3 separate regions of the Mus musculus genome follow, and all the other regions are linked to region 1. Evidence: chromatin contacts called from ENCODE Hi-C or POLR2A ChIA-PET data. All regions are on one chromosome and are shown on one strand. The core of a region is the stretch at or near the end of the contact, and the rest is flanking DNA. Distances in the headings are between cores, read along the strand shown. Region 1 holds the start of Sh3bp4 (SH3-domain binding protein 4). Region 2 holds the start of 1700067G17Rik (RIKEN cDNA 1700067G17 gene). Region 3 overlaps Sh3bp4 (SH3-domain binding protein 4).

Evidence for each region. A loop is a pair of places that touch in the nucleus more often than their neighbours do. ChIA-PET counts read pairs that join two places held with the same protein, here RNA polymerase II (POLR2A).
Region 2: POLR2A ChIA-PET joins it to region 1 with 20 read pairs in embryonic stem cell. The contact joins the promoter of 1700067G17Rik here to the promoter of Sh3bp4 in region 1. POLR2A ChIA-PET finds 5 or more read pairs at or near these places in 4 of 5 experiments (Patski and embryonic stem cell).
Region 3: a loop to region 1 is called in a map of heart, with 1.9 times the contacts of the local background. The contact joins the enhancer-like site here to the promoter of Sh3bp4 in region 1. A Hi-C loop is called at or near these places in 2 of 37 maps with a recorded cell type or tissue (Patski and heart). POLR2A ChIA-PET finds 5 or more read pairs at or near these places in 4 of 5 experiments (Patski and embryonic stem cell).

What each region holds. Positions count from the first base shown.
Region 1 is chr1:89,068,258-89,072,630 of GRCm38, forward strand. It overlaps Sh3bp4 (SH3-domain binding protein 4), which reads left to right and starts at 2,158. Exons shown (of 6, transcript NM_133816.3): 1 at 2,158-2,340.
Region 2 is chr1:89,013,568-89,017,940 of GRCm38, forward strand. 1700067G17Rik (RIKEN cDNA 1700067G17 gene) reads left to right here and starts at 2,546. Exons shown (of 3, transcript NR_040471.1): 1 at 2,546-2,805; 2 at 2,979-3,082. Gm34194 (a long non-coding RNA gene) reads right to left here and starts at 2,611. Exons shown (of 9, transcript XR_003947921.1): 1 at 2,406-2,611.
Region 3 is chr1:89,106,752-89,111,124 of GRCm38, forward strand. Sh3bp4 (SH3-domain binding protein 4) reads left to right here. Exons shown (of 6, transcript NM_133816.3): 2 at 507-585. Among named protein-coding and RNA genes, the nearest start is that of Gm34331, 5.4 kb to the left of the region's middle. Within about 2 kb of position 2,080, at least 2 of the 3 ENCODE cell types and tissues checked have a DNase peak (open chromatin) inside an H3K27ac peak, as active enhancers do; they include heart, where a contact is called at or near this core.

The DNA of each region.
Region 1 (4,373 bases), core at 908-3,407:
AGCAGTAGATCTAAGTTGTCTTTGAATTCATAATCCTCCTGCCTCATTTTAGCAAGTACTAGGATTAAGGTATATGACACCTAACCCAACAGGTCTTTGTTTTTTAAAAGATTTATTTTCATTTTGTGTAAATGAATGTTTGCTTGAATATATGTCTGTGTGCCACTGGTACGCCTGGTGCCGTGAAGGGCAAGGGAAAGTGTCAGATGCCCTGGAACTCCAGTTAGAGATGGTTGTGGGAGCTAGGAACCGAAGCGTGGCCCTCTGGAAGAGCAACCAGTGCTTAACCTCTGATCCATCTTTCCATTCTCCAAGACAGGGTCTCACACATCCCAGGCTGATCTTGAATTCACTATGTAGGGGAGTATGACCTTCAACTTTTGATCCTTCTGCATCCACCTTCCTTGAATCCCCCTTGAATCTCTTGAGTGTGGGCTTGAGTGACTACATCCCCATTTCTTGGCGCTGAGGATGGGACCCATGGCTTTGTGCATGTTTGGCAAGCACTCTACCAACTCTAGCTATAACCCCAGCCCACGTTCATGCATATTCTCCCTCTCCCTCTTTCTGACATGGTTTAGACAGGAGACATTCGGAGTCACGGCAGTACAAATAGCTAATATTTAGTGATGGCTACTTTGTGCTAGGCATTCTGCTGAGGCTTATGCTCTGTATTTAATTTTCATACTCAGAGGCAAGTGACTCACACAGAGGCCTAGAGATCCCAGCACAGCAGGCTGGCTCCTGACACGCCCTCCAGTCTGGATGCTTTTGTCTCCTCCACCCCCACCCCCTCCAACCATGTAAGTCACTTGCACCTTCAGGAGACTGCTTCTTTTAAGGTCGACAGCTACACTTAAGGAGTAATTGTACTCGTTTCCATGTTCTAAGAGAATATGAAATTCTACCCTCTTAGCCTTAGGTTGACCAGTATGTCTACCTGACTCCACTAGGACTACATCTAGAGCGGGGTGGGGGTGGGGGTGGGGGAAGGCGGGCAGCCCGAGTGCAAGGGTGGAGTGGAAGGGGAGCATAAAGAACACGGGAGATAGAAAACTGGCTAGTATTCCGACTCTGAAGCCCTCTCCCATGTGATCTTGCCGAATATGATAATCTGTGTTAACGTCTGAAGTCACTTAGAAAATATAAATGGTATCTGTCGCCAGCGATGATAGTGAAGATGGACTCAGTGGGCTGCTGGATTTGGATCTGTGGCAACATTGAAGACATGATTGCCACTGGTTCCAAGTGGAAGCCTTCATTCCCTGGCCTCACCACCACAGCAGTCAAAGGCTGGTTCGACCTCACTGAGGCAATCAACCCCTACAGGCCTCTGTCTACTCCCGTGAGAGATGACTCATGAGCTTGGGCTTTTGCTCCGCTGCCTCGCAGTGTGTTCATTCACTGAGCTCGCATCGAGCGTCTACTTCTGTATGTGAGTCTGGGCAGAGGAAGTGTAACTATGCTGACATGTATTCAGTTGCAATCTGCCTCGCAGGCAGCTCTCCTCCACTTGTAGTTGTTCCCTAAGCTGAGTTTTGTTTGTTTTTTCTCGGTTTTACTGCTTAACCACTCCCGGGGGATCAGAGGCTTCCCCAAAACAGAGCACCGGAGGTCTCCATCATCTTTGCTCATTTCTGGGTCCAGGGGTAAAGATCCCGAGGCCCTAACCCCACTCTCTTAACTGGCGCTGTTAAGGAAGGAGACAAGGAGTGTTGGCGGGAATCGCGCCGGAGCACTGGAGGCGCCAGTAAGCCAAGCCGCTTCTTTAAGTAAATCAGCGGCTCAGTCGGCCCCGCCCCTCCGGGACATCCCGCCCCCTTCATCCAGGCCCCGCCTTTACTAAGAACTGCCCTCCCCCAGCTCGAGGCACAGCCCCTACTTGCTCCAACCTCATATTGACCACGCTCATTTGAGCACACCCCGCCCACTTTTGCCCCAGTATCGTCTAGGCCCCGCCTCTCCGACAAAGACTCCGCCTTGAGAGTGCGATTCCGCCCCCGGTCCCTACGCCCCAGCCTGAGCTTGACCCGCCTCTTCCTCGCTCCGCCCCCAGCTTTGGCCCCGCCCCTCCCGCGGTCTCTGCTTGCGCTCCGCCCTCCTGGAGCCCGCTGTTTGCGCCCCGGCCCCGCCCGCGCTCGCGCCCCGCCCCGGCCCAGACCACCTCTGCGCCCGCTGGCGGGGGCCGAGCGCTCTGGGCTGTCGCGGCGTCTGGGCACCTCACCACCTCTGCTGCCTCGATCGCTGAGGCCGCGGTACCGGGAGTCGCGCGCGCCCCCGGCCGGGTGAGCCCCACAGGACAAGAGAACCGCAGGACCCGTGGGGCGCCATGCGAGCCAGGTAGGAGCCTAGGGTCGGACGGCGCACCCTATCCCCGCGCGCGCTGTGGCTTTGGGCAGCATCCCGGGCTCTGGGGCGCGGCTAGCCTGGAGCAGCTCCGAGCCCCTTGAGCTCCCGGTTCCCTGCCCTCTGTGGTCACAGCCCGACCTGGGCTGCGGATCGTGGTCGCTAGGGCCCGGGGCGCGGGGAGGGCGGAGGGGGTCGCGGCGCCACCCGCGCGGTTCTGAGAAGGAGCGAAGAGAGCGCGGCTTTGGGTTAAACTTGGTGACAATGCACATTTCAACTTCTTCGGAGAGCCCTCCTGGAGGATGAAATTGAAAACTCCAGTTTCTGTCTTGGTGATCGAGTGACCGCGCAGCCCCGAGGTGACAGCGCTGGGGTGTGCGGGTGGGAGCGGTTAGGATAGAGGAGCGTTGTTCTGCAAGTGCTGTTTACCGTGAAGCCGCCCTGCGCCGCCCAGTGTGTCTTGTTAGAGGGTTTGGGGGCCAGGAGGCTCCCAGCTGGGATCTGGCGTTGTAGTATGCAGGTTTGGGGGGCTTAGCGGTGCGGACTGTGGGGCTGGCTGGCGCTGGCCCTTCCCGGGTGTGGGGCGCCTGCAGATGCCGCGCGGGAGGAGTGGCGGAGAGCTGGCTGGCCGCTCTGCGTGCGCAGAAGGTTGTGGAGCCTCGTGGAGCTATGAGATTTGAAAGGGAATACCATGCTGGGCTTTATTCGTGTTTATTCTTCCCTTGTTAGTGCATCAGATTGGTGTTCTGTGATTTAGCAGCAGAAATAAAGTTCGTATAACTTTTGCTCTGATTATAAAAGCAATGAGTGTCCAGAGCGGAAATAAACACGAGATCTACGCCGATCCCACATTCGTTGGGGGTGGGGGGTGGGGATGTCGCAGCCTTGTAGATTTAATCATTGAATTATACCTGGCGCCTTCTTGCCTAACCTCAAGAAAACCCTTGCTTGAAACCCTTGATTGTCTCGTGCCCAAAGTTTGGAATTTTTGACCTGCCTTACCACAAAGGCTGTTTCTGATAGTTATGAGTACCCTTTTGATGTACTGGGGTTTCCCATGAGATGGTGGGTACAGATGGAGAGAATGGTGGTGGGAGGGCCGAAACCTCAGCCCAGTCCGTGGTTTTGGTACCGAGCCTTGTAAAAATGACAGTAATGATTCTCAATCTGCTTCCTGGGCCAACCATAAAAATTAATGGGTGGTTTGCAGAGCGTTTTTGGCATCCTTAGATGGACAGCGGCTGTATTTCAATGTGCTGGGGAGCATTTAGCTGTTACACAGTGTCATCTAGGTAGCTAGGTAAAACAAGCTACCTAGAGCTTCGCTACCCTGCCCAGGAAGCAAGATCTAGGCAGGCCCTAGGGATCCCAGAGCACACTCCTATTCTCCTGTTGGTGCTGGCTAAGTCCTTCAAAGTGAGAGGCTTGGAAGTAACTGGTCTTCTCAAGGATCCTTTCTGCAGCATCTTTTGGACTTGGGGGAGGGGGTTGTCCCAAAGTCAGGGGGCATTGGTGCCTGGTATATGCAAAGCTGTAGAATGTCCTGTAAATGCCTGCCCAGGTCACCCTCCAAGAGAGAACAGTTGGTCCTGGGAGGACACATGAAGTGAACAACCTGGTTTCCCAGCAATTTGTTTTATGTCTCACGTGTTTACCGACTGAACAATGACCGGCTCGGAGGCTGGCTGCAGAAATGCCAGCAAGGCCTCTGTGGACTTTCCTTTTTTTCCTGTTGTCCCCAGGTCCTGGCACCAGGCTTTAATGTTCTTACAGAACAATTAATAGGGACCCAGACCGAGAGGTGAGGCACAGGCTGCCTTTTGTCCTCACCCTGTCTCCCGGCAGGAGCTGGGCTGGACGATTTTCTTCGCGTTACTGGTGACCCTTTGATAGTTTCGGTTTTTTAATTGTTATCCCCACCAGCACTTTGATAAGGCCTGAGTCTAGTTGCAGATGTGAGCTCAGACAGGGCCTTGGAAGGGCCTGAAAGCTGGCTGGATACATTGTTGATGAGGCACCCTTCACTC
Region 2 (4,373 bases), core at 1,296-3,795, 54 kb before region 1:
TAGAGACCAAGCCTCGGGTCTCCCGGACATTAAGCGGCACTACCCTACACCTCAGCTCTCTTTTGACTTTTTCTGGTTCTTAGTCAAGATCTCAGAAAGCTGCCCCAGTTGCCTTCAAATTCCTGGTACATTCAGCCCAGGCAGGCCTTGAACTTGTGATCTTCCTACATCAGCCTCTAAAGTGGCTGAGATGTCAGGTCTCTATCCCAAGGCCTAGCTCTTAACTCCTTATTATAGATAAGGAAAGTGAGGCTCAAAGAGGTCCCATACCTTGCCCAAGGTCACCCCAAGCAGTAGAATCAAGATTCAATATTGCGTGTAGACTATGCTAACCGTTTCCTAAGGCCTTTTCAGTGGGACCAGTTACCAGAAGCAGAATCCCAGAATCCCAGCCTCTGGCTATGTGAACTCGCGGGTGACCTAGAAAATGGAGTACCATGCCAGAGAGAAAAGAAGGCCCCATGAAAGAAACAACAGAAGCCTATCCTCAGAAATGGCCCCCGCTCAGCCCTCAAAGCACCTGATTGGCTCTCCATTCCTCTGATAACTATGATGCCTGAGGAGGCTCATCCCAGAGGCATTAGGACTTCCAAAGCCAGCCAGGGTGAAAAAGGAAGCAGATACAGGGCCCAGGCCACAGTGGAAGAGAGGGCAGCCTCAAAGTAGGTGTCTTTTGTGTTCTGAGAACGGTGGAGTTACATTGGATTCATGGATAGAATATGGCAGAAAGTGTCTTCGGGGAGGAACAGGGTGGGAGGTATTATGTGACTTTTTCTGTTCATGTGGGGAGACATGAACCCCAGGTAGGGTACCATCGACAGAGCAGAGAAGCAATTCCACCCAAGCTTTAGGTGGGTGAACCAGTGGGCTTCCTGTGCTTTACTTACAAGAGCATGCTCCTTATAGAAGCATAGATGACTCAAAGCCAGCCCCAGCACGGGACTCGCCAGAGGGGCATCTTTGGAACGCCATGTACAGCTCTGGCTCCTGCAAAGAGTCTCCTCTCTCAAGCAATTTCTAATAGTATATTGCCCCGGGGAGAGCCTTATGAGTCCTGTAACTTTCTCTCTCCATCTAGGAGAGGGTGCATTGAAAGGTCTTTCCTTCAAAGAGAGGGTGCAATTGGGAGGTGACACCTACTACACAAATGGAATCAAGTCAGAATAGAGGTGAGGCCAGGGGACCCAATGTGGTATTCAGAAAATCAGAGCCTAAATCAGAGATTAGCACGCTCTGTAGACAGAGTGGGGGACTGGGCACTGGACTAAAATTAACAGGCAGAGGAGAGCACCTGGCAGGAAGCCCCCACTCCAAGACACCTTTAGCATAGCCAAAATTACCTCAAAAACACAGAGGATCTCCCTAGCACTGCGCCTGGTCAGCCAGACAAGGTCAGACAGGCATCCCAGAAAACATGTGGAAAACACTGACCAATCAGCACCGACTGGAGGAGAAACAAGAAAAATAAGTTGAAATCTACCATAACCAGAAAACACACTAAGGATCTAGCAATAACAATAGAGGTGCTTTATTAAGAAAATATGTTTCTCCTGGCTGTGAGTTCAGGATATGATGATCTAGGGAGGGTTGTATCAGGGAATAAAATGGAAACCAGAAGAGGAGACCTGGTATGGACCTTCAGCCTATGGGCAAACACAGTTGAGTGCACACCTCATGTATATACCATATACAGACACACATAAAATCAAATTGAAAGGTTTAATTAGATTCCATATATAAAAACGAAGTGAAGGCAAAAGCTTAATTCTCAGGCACAGACAGACTCTCTGGAGGATAGGGAGGAAATAGTTAAAGGAGGGGGGTTGGAGGGGAAGACAGCAGGTAAACAGGCTATTGTATGCTCTGAAAACGCCTTCTCAGCCATCACACACCTGCTCAGGATCAGCACAGGCAGCCGTTAAACTTGGACCATTTTGGAGAGAAACACAAGGGAGCCAACTACCGTCCCCTCCCAGACCTCCAATTAAGCGTGGCATCTGCTGAGTCATGAGGTCAGAGCACTCCTCCAAGCAAAAGTGCAGACACCGCCCAAAGTACCTGCGTGCCTGGGAGCTGTGGAAACTAGGAGAGGCACGGGGCGGTTTCTGTGACCAAGCCTGGGCAGGATATAAAAACTCAGCACAGAAGCAGGTCTAACGCGCAGGCAAGGAAGCTTCTGGAAGCCGGATAGGAAAGACATTTCTCCGAGTTGCATTAAGGAAAAACCAACCCCTACCCTCACCCTTGCCCCTGTCTGTCTCTGTCTCTCTAATTTCTGACAATAAAACATTTTCTCTGATTCGACAAGTTTTCTCCCTTCTTTACAGTTCTGCCTGGCTTTCTTTTGCTATGATAAAAACCAAAACTAAAAGCAACTTGGAAGTGAAAGGGTCTGTTCCCCTTACCTCTCTGCGGTTCCCAGTTTTGCTTCTGATTTCAAAGCGGTTACTCCACCCCCAACCTGAAACTCAGTGTTCCGATGTTCCTTCTCTGTTCCTGAATAAGGAAGCCTCGTGGTGCCAAGTCTAGGTGTGGACTCTTAACTGAGGCCATTTTGTTCTAGTGACCCTGGAGGGCGAACTCCATCTTTAACTCAAAAAACATCTGTCTTTCTTCGTCTCCCTTTTGGTTTCGACCTCCTGAAGTGCACGAGGTCTCCCCCTCTCCGGGCTGCTCACACCTCTTCCCTTCCTTTCCCCTCCATCTCTTTTTCAGACCATTGGCTTCTATCTCAGTAGCGGGGATGTTTCTCAGGCTCCTGGTCTACTCAGCCAGCAGCGCTCCATTTCTTCAGCATCAGATATGGTACTCACTGCCTTCCCATGCCCACGGTCCTCAACTCCAGCTCCTTGGCGGCTTTCCCACTCAGGAACCCTCTGTGGGTTCCCTCCCCTCCTCAGCAAACACTCTTGTTTTTTGTTTTTTGTTTTTTGTTTTTTCTGAAATTGCAGGTGACTTTCTATCCCTAATTCTTAGAGGCAGCAGGCTCTGGTGGTTCACTGTCAAGAAACTAGATGGATTCTGACACATGTGATCTAAGTTCCTTCCTTTAAGTGCCTTCTGGACTCCGTGAAATTTAAAGGCAAGTAAAACAAATAAATTTTCCCAGGCCACCTCAGACATATGTATCCTGTAGAGACCAGTGAGGGAGATGGAGCCTCGCTATAGTGACCCAGGGCATCGTCTAATAGAGATTTTTTGTGCTGGATTTCTTCTCACGCCCACAGCCAGCGCTAGAACACAATAACCAAAATATCTTGATTCATCCAAAAATAATCTTCACCTCAAAAGCCATTTTTAATTGGCAGATAAAATTGTATAAATTATCATGTACTGCATGCCATTCCAAAGTATATACACATTGTGCAATGAATAATTTGGTTAATTAATGTATGTGTTGTTTTGCATAGTTAGTATTTGAAGTGAGACTATATAAACTCTTAGCATTTTCTGAGAACATAATATGTATATTAACTATTACTATACTGGTGCTGTAGCGTGTGGTAAGTCTCTTGAAGTTACTCTTTATGTCCAATCATGTTTGTCTTCCTCCACTGACACTCCCCAAAGTTCCTCCTTCAACAATCCAGTCACCGTTCTACTCTTTCTCTGTCTCTCTCTGTCTCTGTCTCTCTCTATATGTGTGTGCATGTGCGTGTGTGTGTGTGTGTGTGTGTGTATTGAACTCATATTTTTTAGATTCCACACATCACTGAGGTCATGATGTATTTGCCTTTCTTTGTCTAACCTCTTCATATACCATAATGTCAGGTTCATTTAAATTGTCTCAAATGTTAGGATTGCCTTTCTTAGGGCTGAATAGTATATTCAATTGTGTATATATGTCCTGTTTTCCTTATGCATATTGCATTGATGGACACAGGTTGGTTGCACAACCAGTGTGAATAGTGAACAGTACTGCAGTGACCTCTCTCTCTCTCTCTCTCTCTCTCTCTTTCTCTCTCTCTCTCTTTCTCTCTCTCTCTGGGTGTGTGTGTGTCTGTGTGTGTGTGTGTGTGTTATTAATAGATGATATGATGGTTCTATATTTCGTTTTCTAGGGATAATTTCCCAATGCAAAATTATCTTAACTTATGAAAAGCAACTAATGAATATAATACTATGTTTCTTTACTGTAAGGGAAAGACCTGCACACTTTTGTATAAGTTGCTTTTTCTGTTTTCATCTGATGTCATATGTCCTAGTCAACTTTAATTGTCCAAACTTGACATAGCCTAGAGTCACCAGAGGTAGGAGACTCAACTGTTCCAATCAGGGATATTGTACTTGCTTGCAAGCATATCTGTGGAGGATTGTCTTGATTGCTAATTGGCTCACTGTGGGTAGCACCATTCCCTAGGCAGATGGTCCTG
Region 3 (4,373 bases), core at 830-3,329, 38 kb after region 1:
GGCATTTGAGGTAGGGAGGTGCTCAGAATGGACCCTTCTCCTCCTACGCTGCCCAGAGCAGCTTTCCTATAAATGTGCACAGCCGTACAAGCACCCCAGTTCTTGAAAGTTGACGTGTGGTAGATGGCGTCGGGAACTCAAGCCTTTAGCCCCACCATATCTTACATGGTGTATGGTGATCAACTCTGCCCTTGCTGGTGGTCATTCTGTGGCTGTCTCACTGTGTCACAGAGATACCTGAGGTGTGTCACACCTGCTCCATTGGGCTGGAATCTACCTGGGTTTGGCTGCTGCTCTATAATAACCAGTGGCTGGAGCAGAATAACCAGTGGCTGGAGCAGAGGTAGCCCAGAGATGGTTGCTGTGTCCTTCCAGCAGCGCAGGCCTGGGAGGCCTGCAGTGACGGATCTGCTGCCTAACTGTCTATCTCTACCCCCACCTCTGCAAAGACTTACAACAGAGTCGACTCTCAGAATCTTCTCACACTTGCCCTTTCTGTCTCCTAGGGCATCCCTCTTCTCGAGGATGGAAGGTGGAGTCTTGGAGTTTTTCCTCTGACATCAAGAGGCCAACATCCCCCAGCAGGTAAGCAGGCCCTTAATAAGGTTGATCCCTTTAACCTCTACCCAGTAGGGCAGCATTTGGTGCCTGAGATGCACAGGCCAGTGAATGCATATCAGGGTTAGAGAGGAGGAAGGCTTCCAGCACACAGAGATTCACAGAAGCAAGGGGAAATAACTTTCAGAAGTTTCCGGTGATGTGTCCTTTCACAGGTATCACCAGCACCTCCCTTATTACCCACCCCCCCTTCATCTTCTCCAGTTCAGTGAGCCCTGCCGGCAAAGGTCAGTTGCCTGAGGCTGGCACCTGTGTGTTTCCGGGATGGCCACGTTCCTGTTTATTTTCTGAGAATTCCCATTCATGTCCTATGGACAAACCAGCCCAGCAGCTTGCTGTCTCTGGTGACAGCATGGGGCAGGGCCAGTGGCCTGTCCTGCCTTTGCACAAAGGAGCTGTTATTTTAACATGAGTTTCTCAAGTCCAGTGATGAGCAGTTGGTTCCATTGGCCCTGAGGTTCGAGATCACACACACGCACACACCCTTTCCAGGAGTGTCGGGAGGAAGGGCTGAAGAGGATTAGTGGGTACATGGTGTTGTGTTCTTGGATTTGTTTCTGATCTTTCCCATCTGACTGCTGGTAGGACTGTCACTGTCCCCAGTAAAGTCAGTGGAGGAGGAATTTACACATGACATGGCGGCACCTTGTGTCTTTCTGGCTACTACCTCTGAGTGCAGAGTGCCTGCTCTGGAGGCTGCAAAAGCAATTTGAGGACCAGCTGCTGGGTCATGTCATCTTCCATTCTGGAACATATATGCACTTTCATAAAGCCCACTGCTGGCTACAAGAGTTGTTCAGGCATTTTCTTTAAATCCACGGTGCCCTCTGTGAAGCCAAGAAAGCTCCTTGGTATTTGTTTCTACGTCTCTGCTGATCTTTTTTGTCTTGTCTGTGTTCGAGTCCACATGTGCACTAGGGTAGGGAGAGTGCCTGGGTGTCCTGGGATACCACAAAGTATGCAGGAGCTGTCAGCCCTGGCTGGGGTCAGTGTTCAGGCTCCTGAGGTCTGGGGGTTTAATGCCCAGGAAGTGGCCAGCAGCAGGCCTTTTCCTTATAAGTGCAGTTCCTTGCCCTGTGGATGGTGATGTGTTTGGGTTGTGGAAACAAGCTGAGAGCCATCCACATTCCACACATTCTTTTGGCCTGGCATTGGGGGCTTGGGGGGGGAAGGGCTCTGAATTTACTATGGGTGGCTGTGGCTTGATTCTCTCTGGGTGAACACAGTGGTTTCCAGAGGGTTGTGCAACAGGAAATGGGGCAGGGGGCTGCTTCTGCTCTCCCTCTTCAGCCTTACTGCTCTTGGTTATTCGGGTCGAGGCTGGTTGAGCAGGCCCTATTCTGATCTGTGTTGGAGGAGACTAAAGGGTGCGACTGCTCTTTGGCCCCAGCACTTTCCTGGGTGGTATTTGTGTGGTTTGCTTTTTCTGGCGCTCTGCCAGATGCACAGGGCCAGCGAGATGTTAGGGAAGAGGAAATAGGAGGTGCCCTGGGGTGACTCTGTCATCTCAGGCGAGCCAGTGGGCCTTGGTGTCTCCTACCTGAGAACCCAGTGTGCTGAGGTAGGCAAAGGGTGCTTACCCCGAGATGATATATCTTTGGGTGCAGTTCAGGGACTCCCCGTCAGTCATCACAGCACTCAGAAAGCCCAACACTTGGTGGCTGTGATACATAGTGGTCAGTTCCTGTGATTTTTGTCCCAGGAAAACAACTGTCCCATGTTCTCAGTGTTTATATTCATAGCCTGATTGGCTCAGAGGTCATTGTGATAGAGAGCTGCCCAGCGTTTCGATGCCCAAAGTGCTGCGCTGCCATTTCTGTTGTTTACTTAGAACACCTGCTATATAAGGTGCAAAAGCTTAGCCTGCTCCTGACCCCAGTTGGTTCCAGTTGAAAATCTTTTGCCCTATGACCATGCATATTGCTGCTCAAAGTGATGGGGGCAGTGTTCAAGTCATCTTTGAGGCCAGTGTGACCAGCCCGTGTACCTGTGATAGATAGATAGGGGTCTTGCTTGATAGGTTCGTTAAAAGGCGGGAAAAGTCTTAAGCACCACAGGTAACATTGTAGAAATTGTAGAAACACTGCAAACAGGAGCAGGGAGAGTCAGCAGTTGAAGGAAGGGTTTTATGAGGTTAGAAACACAGGCATGCAGCAGGCACACAGAGAAAAGGCCCTCTGTCTGTAAAGCCGCATGTCTTTATGCCTGCAAAGGGATATCAGTCTCTTTAGGGCTGTGTGTGTGTGTGTGTGTGTGTGTGTGTGTGTGTGTGTGTGTGTGTGTGTCTGTCTGTCTGTCTGTCTGTCTGAAGTTTTCTCTCCCCTAATTTAGGGTTAGTTAGTTTGAAGACAGGTATGATGAATGTTGGTGGGCCCACAACTGTTATGTGACCTGTCCTGACCTAGCCTTGAATTTGCTGAGGTGGACCTTCAGCAGGGAAGGGAGACCAAAGCCTCCAGGACTTTTATTTTAGGCTACCAGGCTTTTGTCTCAAGTCTGGAGTGGGGAGGTGAGGAACCCTCCTCTTGAAATTCGACACCTTTATTACCTAGCCATGCGCTCCCCCTCCCTCTAGTCTGTCTACCAGGGAGTCTGTCTAACTCGTGCTCTCTAACCTGAGACAGTTCAGAGCTCAGCCCAGCAGGTAAGAACAAGCAGGGAGCCTGAGGTCATGGAGAGCCTGAGCTCTCTGTCTGTCCGGTGTGTCCTGTCCTCTCCCACTACGTCATCCCCCTCTACGGTCCACACCAGCTCCACACCAGCGTGTGGCTCAGAGTCCCCTGCAGCTTTGATGATCACCTGCTCCTTTTGAATTTTCTTAGGCCCCAGGGCTCTCTGTGTTCCCTGCCCATTTTACAGATGAGAAAATAGGCCTCTGAGAGGGCCTCATTCCGGCTTAGCTCAGGGGGTTAGTGTGAAATAGAAAAGCCCAGGCCTAGAATTCCACCGGGTTTGTGTGCCCTCCAGGGTACCTTAACTCACTTCTTAGTCTGTACCTGGGAGGCCACAGGAGTCATTGGGCATGTGCCACATCCCTGATCCCATCACGGACCTGTTTGGAGAACCACAAGGAGCCACAGAGTAGAAATTAACAGGTGAAGTTAATATTGGGATGGTAAATGTCTTTAAATGTCAAATATACAATTAAGAAATTAAATGGTCTAAAAGGAGGGTTCTATCAATGTATGGTGGCTTGCCTATCGACTTTTTCTTTAGAAAACCAGTTTATGCATCGTGGAGAGTCACTAACAAATTTTGAGCTTGTGTTATGTACCTTGTATCTTGAATGCCCCTTAGAGCCCCATGTGTTGAAGGCTTGACTATCAGCCTGGGGTACCACTGAGGGGTGATAGGACCCTTAGGAGGTGTGGCATTATGGGACAAAGTCATGGGCTCACTCTTGAGCTGTGGGTTAGGATCAGGACATAGAGCAGGAGATAGTGGCTCCCAGACAGAGTCAAAGTAATTAATGCCCATAGCCCGGCCAGCATGAAACCCTCAGCCGGCTCAGACCATCTCCATCTGACATTCAAGTGCCAAGTCTCTCCCTTGGGTGCCTGTGGGCCTCTCTGGGGGTCAGGTGTGACCTCACAGTTTCTGGCAGGTGATCAAGGAGGCCTGAGGCCAGCAGTGGCTACGGGAGGTTGTTCTTGGTGTCTTCCAAAACCTCTGCCTTGAGACAGCCACAAAATCTGTGCATCTTCAGTCAGTAAAGGACTTCAGCTGAAGGTGGGCAAGATCAGTGGGGGTGGAGT